Regions from separate parts of the Mus musculus genome. Here region 1 is linked to region 2. The links are chromatin contacts, found by POLR2A ChIA-PET in ENCODE. All regions are on one chromosome and are shown on one strand. Each heading gives the region's core, a stretch centred on a gene start or an enhancer-like site at or near the end of the contact. The rest is flanking DNA. Distances are from core to core; before and after follow the strand shown. Region 1 holds the start of Gtpbp1 (GTP binding protein 1). Region 2 holds the start of Atf4 (activating transcription factor 4).

The links. ChIA-PET counts read pairs that join two places held with the same protein, here RNA polymerase II (POLR2A).
Region 1: POLR2A ChIA-PET joins it to region 2 with 14 read pairs in embryonic stem cell. The contact joins the promoter of Gtpbp1 here to the promoter of Atf4 in region 2. POLR2A ChIA-PET finds 5 or more read pairs at or near these places in 2 of 5 experiments (Patski and embryonic stem cell).

The regions. Positions count from the first base shown.
Region 1 is chr15:79,687,058-79,693,199 of GRCm38, reverse strand. Gtpbp1 (GTP binding protein 1) reads right to left here and starts at 2,304. Exons shown (of 12, transcript NM_013818.2): 1 at 2,102-2,304. The coding sequence starts at 2,293. Josd1 (Josephin domain containing 1) reads left to right here and starts at 5,328. Exons shown (of 4, transcript NM_028792.3): 1 at 5,328-6,142.
Region 2 is chr15:80,253,286-80,260,211 of GRCm38, reverse strand. It overlaps Atf4 (activating transcription factor 4), which reads right to left and starts at 5,028. Exons shown (of 3, transcript NM_009716.3): 1 at 4,527-5,028; 2 at 3,691-4,005; 3 at 2,667-3,578. The coding sequence starts at 3,913. The coding sequence ends at 2,752. Mief1 (mitochondrial elongation factor 1) reads right to left here. Exons shown (of 6, transcript NM_178719.5): 6 at 6,841-6,926.

The sequences.
Region 1 (6,142 bases), core at 1,055-3,554, 560 kb after region 2:
AGCTATATATAGTGAGGGTATACATACCTAATGTCTACTCTTTTCAAGACTTAAATCTATTCAGTTCACCCTTCTCTCCTCCACACTGTCAGTTTTTGTTTTCAACACATACACACACACTCAATTTCAAAGGATTTCTCCAGCTCCTTGATGAAGTAACAGTTCCTTACTCCAGGCAATTAACTAAAATGGTCAAAGAGGTCCCACCCTCTTCACAGCTCTGTCCCAATTTCCCACTGAGCTTTCAGGTTTCTTCAGCTCCCTGACCATGCACTGACATCTAGTCAGTACATTTCCAACAGGCCATTTGACTCATCAGAGTTTAGAATTGTAACCCAGATGCTGCCAGTGTTACATTGTCTCTAGCATTTTGCTTGGATGGAGGTCTCCCTGAGCTTGGCCACCCTTATGATGGTATTAGAGGCACTAGACAGGACCATCATGACAAAAGATGCTAGTTGGCTTCCAAGGGCCCAGCAGAGATTAGAAGGAGAAAGAACAGTTGGGAATTGCTTACTTAGGTTGGGGGCAAAGGTTCTTTCCAGTTTAGAGCCAAGTTTTATGTAGCATTGCCATCATGAGATGTCACATTTTCAAAGCACCATAAAATCTCCCATCCAAGTAGTAATCAGACCCGAGCCTGCTTAGCTTCCGAGATCAGACGAGATCAGGCTCGTTCAGCATAGTATGACCACAGACATCAAAGCTCCATAAAATCTCTATTGTAATTATCCTACAAAGCGCAGGGGGTGGGGCTGCTCTATCTTCCACCAGCTGCTTTTTAATCCTCACAGGGAATCATCATCTATCTAGTGCAAACATTTAGTGAGTCTCTGATATGCATCTGGGACTATAATGGGTCTTAACATTCTCTTCTAATTTTTTTATTTTTTTTAATTTGCGAGACAGGGCTTCTCTGTGTAGCCCTGGCTGTCCTGGAACTCACTCTGTAGACCAGGCTGGCCTCGAACTCAGAAATCCACCTGCCTCTGCCTCCCAAGTGCTGGGATTAAAGGCACGCACCACCACTGCCCAGCTCTCTTCTAATTTTTGCAACACATCTGCATTTTCTTGATGAGATGCTGGAGAAGTGAGAGGTTAAGAAAGTTTCCTAAGGTCACAGACCCTTTTAATGGCAACAGTTGGAAGGGAAGCCCAGTCCCTCCCTTGGCATCAGTTTCTTTAGTGATGTTTGACACTTTCTAAACACCAGTAACATCTTATAGTTACTTTCTTATTTTCCACAATGCCAAGTAAGTGGTGAGATCTTCATTTCTGCCTACCTTCTCAACACCGCAGAAGATGCTACTTAAAGATGCCCTTCCATATTGCATGAATACAAGAGGTGGCTCCACTCGTAAGTGGCAAGGCTGAGGGTCATGCCTATTTTTTTTTTTAATTATAACAAGGCAGGGTGTGGGAAGGCGACGAGTGCCACGGTGTACGAATCAGTTCTCTCCTTCACTAGGTGAGTCCTGGGGATCGAACTGAGGTTGTCAAACTTAGGAGGCAAGCCCCTTTACCTGCTGAGCCATCTTGTCGGTCCCATCTTTTTATTTTATTTGGGTGGACACGGAAAGAGGACGCTCCTCGGACATCATTCTCGCCGACTGAGCAACTACTTTCTGTTTACTTTCCAGAGACCAGGAAGAGAAACGGCTGCCACCCCTTAGACTGGCTACCTGTCTTCGTGAGTATCCCGCCCCCTGCCCAAGCCACCTTGACACTTGGTCCTCCGGGATGCTCCTAGAAGAGGAAGACCCTGCGTCTCAGGGACCCCCCTCCTGGGGAGGGCGGGCTGATCCACACGGGGACAGGGACACAGGGCGCGCGGCCCGAGTCGGGAACCCCGTTCCACGTGGCGGAGCCAAGTGGCAGCGATCGAGGCGGGAGCGGGAAGCGCGGGAGGCCGGGTGGACGCTGCCCGGTGCGGAGAGTGGGCCCGGGCCCGGCAGGTTCGGGAGAGCGGCAGGTGGGCGGGCTGCATCCCTTCAGCGCTCCCGTGAGCCGTGCCACTGGACAGCCGGCTGCCCGCCGTCGCCTCGGAGACCGTCCGGCCCCTCCGCGTACCCCTGGCCCCGCCGCCGCCTCCCGGGCCTACCTTGCTGGTGAGGTCCAGCTCCGGCTCGCCGTTGAGCGCCTCGCCGTCCTCGCTGCAGTCAGAATCGAAGCCGCCATGGAGTCGGGCCGCGGCCGCGGCGGCCCGAGCCGCCCCCGGAGAGCTAGGCTCGGGGGCGAACATCGAGGCCGGCACCGGCGAGTCGACCGGGGAGCGACTCCGCTCCGCCGCCATCTTTAAGAACTTAAGCTAATTCGCAGCCGGCCGCCCGCCCTCCCTCCCTGGCTCATTTAACTAATTTATGCTCGGCCCCGCCCCTTCTTGTTAGAATAATTTATGCGCGGCTTCCCCGCCTCCCGAGACTGTCACGTATCTCTAGCGGAGACACAGAAGACCCAGTCTCTCATTTACCAATCGTCGCAGCTCTCTCAAATACTTTAATGAATAATTAATGAGACCAAAACCCTAACAACAAACGTCGTAGTGGTCGGGAGCCTTGGTCCCACCTCTAGTGGGGCCAACACAGCGTGCACGCTACCTGCCTGGATCCTTCCCGCCAACGGGAGCGAAGCAGAGGTTTGACTGACTTGACAACAATCCAATGAAAAGAGGCATCCATTCTTTACTCCCCACCTCACTTTCCAGAGGCGGGGCCAGCCTCCAAATCATACTGCAAAACAGTCCCGCCTGGAGCCTCTCAAAATGATGGACAAGGGCGGGACCCAATCTTGTCCTCCCTAAGTCCCGCGCGTCTGGCCGCCGCATACCCAGATAGTAAACTGTGAAATGAGCCTGGCACTCCGAATGATTGAAGGCAGTTGCTGCAACACTGTGTCCGGCGTGCTGGCATGCGCAAGGCAATTTTTATAGTAGAATCGATGCTATGTATTCCAGGAGTGGTAATATTACAGCCGCCAGACCAAGACAATTAATTAAATGCTGACCTCAGGGAGTTCCATTCATGACTCCTCGGAGAGCAACTGAGTGAACAGAAAGATGTTGACAGCCCAAACTCTAGCGTAAATCCCCTCACGTTTTTGGTGAACAGCTGAGCCACAGGTCTAGGATCTGTCAAGGTAGTTTCTTGTGGCTTATTTTTCAGTTGCCACTTGTGGAAAGTCCCAGTCCAAAAAAAAAAAAAAAAACCCGCCGTTCGTGTACCTGAAATTCCCGTTTCAAATGTCTGAAAAATTTAGACTATTAGGTGAGTTCTGTTTTTTACCAAGATCTAATTATGCTGGCTGGACCTGGCCACTCCTCCTGGTAATAGATTAAAAAAAAGAGCAGCCGCCTGAGGAAGTACGAGAAATTTAGGGATTGGACCACAGGATGTATATAGTAAGTAAGGAAAAGGGTACAATATAGCCGTCACCTAATTCGGGGAGAGTCTTGTCCTCATTTTTAACGTACTACCAAGTCTGTGAGCAGATGCTGCTGGAAACCTGACCTTAATGGTTTTTTACTGAGATTTGTTTTTATTTTGTATGAATGGTGTGTGTGTGTGTGTGTGTGTGTGTGTGTGTGTGTGTATGTCTGTGTGCCACCTTTGTGCAGGGCCTGTAGAGTCTAAATGGGGCACCGGAACCCTTTTGGACTAGAGTCGCAGACGATTGTTAGCCTCCATTAGGGTACTGGGAATCCAACCCAGGTCTTCTGAAACTCTGAGCTATATCTCCAGACCCAGAGATTCGGACTCCTAAAGTGAGAGGCAGTCTTGTGGACCGTAACCCTATATCTGTGGATTCTGACAGTATCCCCAAGTATTAAGAATTCAACTGGAGGTTGCTCACTGCTTGGCTGGGGGTGATCAGAGGTGACAGTTGTATTAATTCTATTGCTTCGATTGCTATTTAGCATTGTATGGCCAGAAAAAGTTCAGTTTCAGAATACATTGCTATCTGGCTGGGGGGAAAGACTGTCCTTCTCACTATAGGACTTTGCCTAGAAAGGATATATATTCTGAATACTTGCTTTTCGAATTGAATGTTTTGGAGAATAAATATAAAAAGTAACAGTTGAGAGGTAATTCCTAATCATCTTTACATTCTCTTTCTGAAAACAATTTGGTCCAAGCTCAAACCCTTAATTCACTATAGACATAATGATTTCAAACAACTTGATCGACTTCTTTGGGCTGTATTTTTCTCCCTGAAAAAGAAAAAAAAAGTCTAATTTGCTTAACAATAATTAATTACTCATCAGTTAATTAATAGATGTTTACAATAATTCTGGTTGAACAGCAAGTCCCTAGGAGATAAATCCTATGTAAATACACTGTAACAGTTTGGTAGTTTACACATTACACACACACACACACAAAAAGATAATTCAAAAGTAGTCTAGGTAGAGGATGCCCTATCATGTGGTAATCTCTCAGATGTGTTGCACAATACTGTTGATTGGGGTGATCATGAGGATTAGAGAAACCATTACTTTGAAAGTGCAAATCTGTTGTTTTCCCTAACAAAAATCCGATAGGAAGGCAAGTTAGAAACAGTGACTTAATTTAAACCCATGGGAAACTGTAAATAGTCTGCCTTTGGACACAATGTACTCAGCTAAACTCAAAATACGGAGCTCTAGTTGGTAGAGTGCTTGTCTTGCATTTACCAAGGTTCGATCCCTTGCCCTGAACAAATTGGACATTCTTGGTTACGTAATGAGTTTGAGACCAGCTGAACTAGAGAACACACACGCGCACACACACACACGTCTAAAAAGAAGGATCAGAAGGGAAAAGAAAACACAGAAAGGAAGGCTTGTGACAGCCATCAAGAGAAGGTTGCTGATCAAAAGGGCAGTGGTTTGTGTGAAGTGAACTGGAATACGACACCAAGGATCTGAAATAGAACTCAGGTTTCCATTTGAAATATGACTCCCGGCGAGAGTCTTGCCCTCAGCTCTCAAAGAAAACTGGAGGCGGTCGGGTTCACCAACCAAGATTACGCCCGACCGCGTCGGTAAAGTGTTAGGAAATCTGATGAACATAAGTGGGCCAGGGCAGCCGCTGCCCGGGCTCAAGAAAGCACTCTGCCGGGAGGAGGGCCCTGCGGCGTCCAGGCGGGAGTGGGCGCCGGGGCGGAGCTGCGGCGAAGCGACAAGTCGACCTCCCCCGCTACCGCGGAGCTCCACAACCCTGCACAACGGCTCCGCGACCTCTAAGCACCTCCACCGGACCAACAGCCCGCGTTGGCTACGTCACACAACGTCAGGGGTGACGCGAGGTTGGCAGGCGGGGTCAGCGCGGGGGCGTGTCTGGGGCGCGCGCGGAGTGAACGCCGCTGACGTCGGGCTCAGGTGCGCGTGCCCGCCCGCTCCGCCGCCTGCTTGTCCGCGCGTGGGCCAGGTGGCGGCCCGCAAGCTCCAGGTGGCGGCGTCGGGGAGACGAACAGTCCCCGCCGGGCAGGCAGCGGGAAGGAGCCCGGGACTGGCCTCACGTGACAGCAGGAGGTCGCTGCGGGGACGGTCAGCCCGGTGGGCCAAGGCTGCACCGGGCGAGGCAAGGCGTCCGGCCGCACCCTCGCGGGCCAGGCGGGACCTCCCCGCGGCGGCGCCCGGGCTGCCGTTCCCCTTTCCGCGGCTCCTCCCGCGCCGAGGCGAAGCGGCTCCTCCGCTGGGCCGAGTCCGCCAGTCCGCTGGCGGTCATGGAGCGCTATCCCCGGAGCCCCCGCGCGGCCCGCGACCTCACGCCCTCCGATCCTCGCTAGCTCTTGGCATTGGGCCTTTTCTCCGCCACCCAACCCGGTCTTCGGAGCCTGTGGTGTTGTGATTCGGACGAAATGGAAGAAAAGGAGCGATGTGACCCCTTCGGTTCTGCCCTCCTGCATTGAGGCCTAGTTGGCATCTGCAGAGAGGAAAACACGGCCAGGAAAGCGTGGTGTTTCTTTTTTTCCAAAGGGGGTGGGAGGGGAAGGCGGCAGCCAAAGGGAGGAATCCTACGTTTTATATGTTTTTTTTTTCTTTGTTAATTCTACACTTTGAAAGTGTTGGCTAAATAAACTAATCCAAAAGTTATTTTTTCCTATCGAGAAGACAGAAAAAGGTAGATTTTTTTTTTTGTCCCTTTTGATTCCAACCTTTCCT
Region 2 (6,926 bases), core at 3,779-6,278:
GCAAACCGGACTCTCCAGCAGTGCAGTGCCAGTCACAAAGGAAAGATCGTGTGGAATGAGCACACTGGGGGAGAACAAGTGGCAAGGGAAGGACTGACCTGTCACAGGGACCAGGAGACCCCTCAGTGCAGATGGACACATTCCTTTTTTGTTTGTTTTTGTTTTTTTGAGACAGGGTTTCTCTGTGTAGCCCTGGCTGTCCTGGAACTCACTTTGTAGACCAGGCTGGTCTCGAACTCAGAAATCCGCCTGCCTCTGCCTCTGCCTCCCAAGTGCTGGAATTACAGGCATGCGCCACCACTGCCCAGCTTTTTTTGTTTGTTTGATGGACACATTCCTAAGGAGACAACTGGTGGCCTCCACACCGCCATCCTCTCCCCTGAGCCTGCCTCCTCCATTCTCTGTTCACTGGGACTCCTGAGGTTTGTCTCAGTGACGATCGGTCAGTTCCCTAATTGGGCCCCTGACAAGGCAGGGCTTTGTCCTCAGTAAGAGAACAAGGTTCACTGTCCCTGCTCCAAGCAACTCTTCTTTGCCTTTAAGCAGCATTGGCTCTCAAATGGCAACACAGAACTGCCTACAGCAGAGCAGAATTAGCATGGAGTCTGCTTGCCTCCGGTGACCTCTGCCTGTTGGAAGGCATGGCCATCCAATCCATCCAGGAGGTCATAGCAAACAGGAACGGGAGGGAGGGAGTGTGTTTTAATATAGGCTAGTGATGGGAGCTCTGGGCCTTCCATGGCATGTTTTGTCCTCTTGTGACATGGGTTGTTCAAAGGGACATGGGTGGTGGTCTTCAAATCCTCCACCCCTTTCTGCATGCTTGCTGGGCTTTGCTGACTAGAAGAGCAAATTCAGGTGGCCTTGGGGACTCATTTTCTCCTCCTCAAATAAGATGCTTAGCCAACAGCTCAGTGCTTACTTTCTAGGGCCCCTTTCTAGGGAGCATACACCCTCAGTCACATGGTCACCTAGAGGATGCAAGCAGAAATCCTGTACCTTTCCTGGTATAAGGCCTCCTCTTAGCTGCCGAGAAGGAAAAGATGGAGTGCTTGCCAACCTATGGTCCGATAAAAAAACACCGGTTGTTACATTCAAGTCAATGGAGGGGTCCAGCAAAGGGAAGCCTACCCCAACTAAGGCATCCCAAGTTTAAATATTTAAAAATAGGCCAGTTTAAAAATTTGGTAATCTGGACTTGGGCGAGCTGCTGCCCCACCCCCCATGCTTCCTGTGGCTTCTGCTGTGGCCTGGACCATCCACAACTGCCTGGTCCCCTGTGAGTCCAGGGAGCTACAGAGAGTGGAGCAGGACTGCTACTAGAGGTCTTGGGGACTCAGGGCCAGCCACCAGGACTCCAGCCTGGCCTCGAGTGTTCTTGCTTGAGGGGTAGGGAGGGCTTAGTTCAAGGTGCATCTGGAGCTGGTTAGGTTCCCTGTTCTTAAAGGACTAGGCGAGAGGTCCAGCGGTCTGCTCTGCAATTCCCCAAACCTGAGCTGGTCTATTTCTGAACATGTCACTGGGTACTGGTTTGAACATGTACCTGCCACCCACCGTGGCCAAGATCTCCAGCCCATCCCATAGACTGCCTGGGTAGGTGCACTTGGGTCTCATTGCAGAGACTTAACTACTTACAGCCTAGCTTCTGTGCGTAACAAGGGTGAGCCCAAAGGCCTGCTGCAGAAGTGGGAGGCTGCTGTATCATCCTACCCACACCCAGGCCCCACCTTGTTCCCTGCCCCCAACACACTCCTCCTAGAGCAGGTCCTCCACCCAGCCTGCCAGCCATTTTACATCCCATCTTTGTTGTACCTGTCTCCCTTAGCAGGGAAGTTTCACAAAAACTAAGCTGCTCATCTTGTGTTCAGTTTGCATCCGATAGTTCCCAGTACAAGGTGAGCAATCACCAGTGGTAGGGAAACTGAAGGCCGTTCTCTGCCAGCTAATAGGCGCCCAGAACTAACAGCTTCAGTCTGGGCTGGCTAAACGGGAGCAAGCAGTACTTCCAGCCTTTTGTCATACCTGACATTGTCAAGGTTTCTACAGCTTCCTCCACTCTTGGCCAGACTACGGGTGGATTCCATAGTTTTAGGAATCCTAGATTAGCAAACCCAATGGACTACATTCATCCCAACAGCTAACATTCAGGTGAGTCTACTGGCATTGGGAAGGCTGAAAGATCCCTCTTAACCCTGCAGGCTTTAACAGTTTCCAGATTTAAGAGGTAAAGATGCAGGTAGCCCAGGACCCTGGAGCTGGAAGCCTAGGTTCCCTTCCCAGCTTCCTGCCTACATTGCTCATTTTCACCTCTGTAGACAGTACCTGCCACTGTTTACTATCACCCCAGCCCTTCCACCAGGTGGAAACAGTCCAGCCATCTGTGTCAGAGGGAATATGAGCTCTATCCCTTAAGCCTGAGAAAAACCTAATCCTCTGTGTGCTCAAGGCGGGTACCTCATCTAGGTACTTACATGGCAGCTATCTGGCACAAAGCCAGTATGAACAGGTGGAATTCAGGCTGTTCCTTTCATTAACCCAGAGCTCCCTCATCTTCACCGTCTCAAACAGCTCAGCTCAGCCCTGGGATATACCCAGGTAGTTATTGTATCTAACCCAGGAACGTCTGCAGTTAAGTCTATTACAAAGAATGACACTGAAAACCCACATAGGTACTTTCACTACAAAATAATTTATTACAGCAAACACAGCAACACAAGACTATGTACAAGCACAAAGCACCTGACTACCCTATTACGGAACTCTCTTCTTCCCCCTTGCCTTACGGACCTCTTCTATCAGGTCTTTCAGATACTGGATCTCCTTGGCCAGAGAATCTGCCTTCTCTTTCAGAGCCTCATTCTTTTTTTCTAGCTCCTTACACTCGCCAGTGAGGGCCTCCTGCTCAGCCCGCTTCTTCTGGCGGTACCTAGTGGCTGCTGTCTTGTTTTGCTCCATCTTTTTCAGCTTCTTATCCAATTTCTCAGTCTTCACTTTAGCTGTCAAACTAACTCCAGGTGGGTCATAAGGTTTGGGCCGAGGAGACCCACGGGAACCACCTGGAGAAGGCAGATTGTCTGGTGGGGCCCTGGAGGTGGAGGGGCTATGCTGGGGAGAGCCCAGGTAGGACTCTGGGCTCATACAGATGCCACTGTCATTGTCAGAGGGAGTGTCTTCCTCCTTTACACATGGAGGGATTAGAGTAATGTAAGCAGCAGAGTCAGGCTTCCTGTCTCCTTCAGAGATATCAACTTCACTGCCTAGCTCTAAACTAAAGGAATGCTCTGGAGTGGAAGACAGAACCCCTGGGGAACAGGGGAAAGGCTGCAAGAATGTAAAGGGGGCAACCTGGTCGACTTTTATTAAACTTTCTGGGAGATGGCCAATTGGGTTCACTGTCTGAGGGGGCTCCTTATTAGTCTCTTGGACTAGAGGGGCAAAAAGATCACATGTGTCATCCAACGTGGTCAAGAGCTCATCTGGCATGGTTTCCAGGTCATCCATTCGAAACAGAGCATCGAAGTCAAACTCTTTCAGATCCATTTTCTCCAACATCCAATCTGTCCCGGAAAAGGCATCCTCTGGGAAAAGAAATTCAGGTGTGAACGGTTCATGTCATATTCGGGAGGCAGAAAGCCATTAGAACACCAGATCCATATGAAAAGGGCACACCAGGACAGCCGTCCTACTCACCCTTGCCGGTGTCTGAGGCACTGGCCAAGCCATCATCCATAGCCGGCCATTCCGAGGAGCCCGCCTTGTCGCTGGAGAACCCATGAGGTTTCAAGTGCTTGGCCACCTCCAGATAGTCATCTAAGAGACCTAGGCTTTCTTCAGCCCCCAAACCCGACTGGTCGAAGGGGGACATCAAGTCCCCCGCCAACACTTCGCTGTTCAGGAAGCTCATCTCGGTCATGTTGTGGGGCTTTGCTGGATTCGAGGAATGTGCTTAACTCGAAGGTATCTTTGTCCGTTACAGCAACACTGCTGCTGGATTTCGTGAAGAGCCTGGATGGGGACCCAAAAGCAAGTCCAGTCATCTTTCTATCTAAGATGCCGGATGGCCAAATCCCAGAAGCGTCTACAGGGAGAGCACGCGGGCCCAAGGCCATTGTGTAAGCCTCCCCGGCCGCCAGCTCGGGTTGCACAAGATGGAGGCTTAGCTTTGCTTCACCGGCCACCCAGAGGAAGCAGCTTGTCCTCGCGTCCTAATACGGCCAAGGCCGCCGCGCCCCGCCCCCGTGACTCACACCCCCGCCCCACCGCCATCTTGGGCATCGCCACGTTCGCAGGATGACACGGGGACCCCGGTGAGCCCGAGATGATTAAGCTAAGACAGGACGAAGGGGCAGCAGTAGCGCTTTAGACACTCCTCCGCCCAGCTCTGCCCGGGAGCGCCGGCGTCGCAGGCAACGCAAACAAGGCCGACGCGTCCGGCCGCTTGTAAAACCGCGTGTGCCGGCCACCGCGCCCGGGCCGCACCCAACCACAGCGAGGCCCCCGCCCTCCGCGGCCGGCCCCATACTCACGCCATGGCTTAGGCCGGTGGGGGTTGCCGCTGCAGAGCCTGGTGCTGCTGCCGCCGCTGCAAAGGCCAACGCTGCCGCAGGCACTGCTGCCTCTAATACGCCATGGTGGCCGCAAGCCCTGCGGGAGGGGAAGAGGAAAGGGACACCCGAGCACACAACTTAAACCGGCAGACAGCAAGCAGAAATGGCGGCGGCACGCCCTAAACCCGCCCTTTATAGCCTCGGCCAGGGACGCAGCACACCGCGTATCCTCCCACTGTGGTCACGTGATCCTACCGCAGCGCCACCAAACCGCCTCTCACTGACGCCCTCGCCCGCCCCAACCCTTCTCCGCTGTGCTCGGGGGGTAACTGTGGCGTTAGAGATCGTCCTAAAGGCCCCATGAGAGAAAAGTGCACTACTTTATAGGTTGACGACCAGCCGCGGTCTGGTTCCGGAGCGCGGAGGGATCGCTCGTTGACGAATTTCCGGTGTCTTACAAGGCGGGGTGGGACACCTAGCCAAAGCTCTGACGGTCAAAGCCGAAGCTGCCAGGTTATCACGCGAGACGCCGTCGGAGCGCGCGTCGAGCTGATTGGCCCAGGCGTGGCGAGTCACCTAAACCTCAAGTTCCTATTGGCTCTGCACCTGGGCGCTCTAGGATCAGGGGTCTGCGTGGAAAGGGAGGAGCCACCAGAGGTTCCGGGCGCCAGACTGTCACACCTGCCATCTCTTGTCAGATGTGATCCATGTGTATTTGCTCTCTCCGGCATCGCTCCGCACCGAGCAAACAGCTTCCAGGCGTGACCTTTGGGCTGGAAGCCATCTTTTCATGTATTTGTTGTTTCCAGAACCGAGTGGGCAGGCTTCAGGCATGTGGAGAGACCCTTCTGAGTTAGCTGGTCCAAACCTTCAGCTTCCTGTCAGTCCTGGGACAGGGACGGCACTTGGAGGCAGGGCGTTCGTGTTGGGGTCTTCTTGGGAGATATTCCGGTTCCTCCAGTTCAGCGATTTCCCCTGAACCGGGGAAACATGCCTAACCTCAGGTCTAACCTCCTATGCCCATCCTCCCATCATAGAGGCCCTCACTGCCGGTTTGTATAGGGTCAGTTCCCTTAAGATCAGGTTTATTCAGTTGGCTCTCAAGCCTTAACTTCCAGGTATCACCTTCCCAAGAAGTCATCCTGATGAGTGAGCCTGCCGCCTAAGTGATCGGGAGCCCCAGGTACTGGTCAAGGCCTCACCATAAAGGATGCTGTTTTGAGAGTGCTGAGAGGCTCTTTCCAACTCCAGCCTGGAAATCTTAAAAAGAGTTTCCACTTCTGTTTAAGTGACTCACACAAATACCACTCAACTGGCACAGTGCCTGCCACTTACTGCTCAGTGATTATTTGCAAGCCTTGTACAACCCAACCCTAGCGCTCGGGTACCATAGTTCAAGGTCGTCCTTGATTATATGATTGATTGCTATTTATTAATTCGAACCTAACTCTCCAGTCCCTATATCCCTAACTCCATCCTCCTTCCTCAGAGGAGCCTTTATTATTGTTTACTGAGACGGAACCAACCATAAAACACGAGGCCTACATAATGAGATGTTTTTATACCCAAAGAAGTCACAAGTGCATGTGCACACATACAGAAGTTACCTAGTCTTTCCATGCAAAAGCAACAAAAGGGTAACTATGTCCTCTCTTTGCTCTGGAAACCAAAACAGCAGCCACACTGCTACATTAAGTGGACATCCCTTACAAGTTTCTGTCCCCTAAGCATAATGTACCCTGCAAACCATGGTTTTTAACCTATGCTGAGTTCCTAACTCTATGATGTATGCCCACCCCTTGCTTTGCTAAACTCCTGAACCTGTGATACATGACTGCCTTTTGCTATACAAAAACGTGCCTCCCCAGAAACCTTCCACGTGGTGTAAGCTTGCACTTCTTTTTCTGGCCTCCTTTCTAACAGCCAATTATCCTAGCAGCTGTTTTCTATCACATGTATCTACCCTGCAGGCAGCCTGGAGTCCCCCCACTCTTCTGTTAGGGTGCTAACAACCAATTATCCCAACAGCTGTTTTCTATCAACCCTAATGCTTTCCCATAAGAGTCTCCAAACAGCCAGTGAGGGGCTGTTTGGCTGGCCAAAGCTTGCTTAACCAGTCATGGAAATTTTTTCTCAGCTCTAACAAGGCTCCTGACCATACAGGTTGGCCATACAGAAGTTTAAAATTATTGACACTAGAGATCCCAGGAGAATGTCTGGTGGCTTCTTTTCCCCCGTCGTATTCCTAGCACCGATGTAAGAATATACCTGATACCACATAGACACGTCAGAGTTGTTGGAAAGGAGATTTTTATTTTCTTCTTCCCATGCTGCAGAAGACGCTGATTTCACCAGTTCAATTTCTCTCCTTCAAGGAGA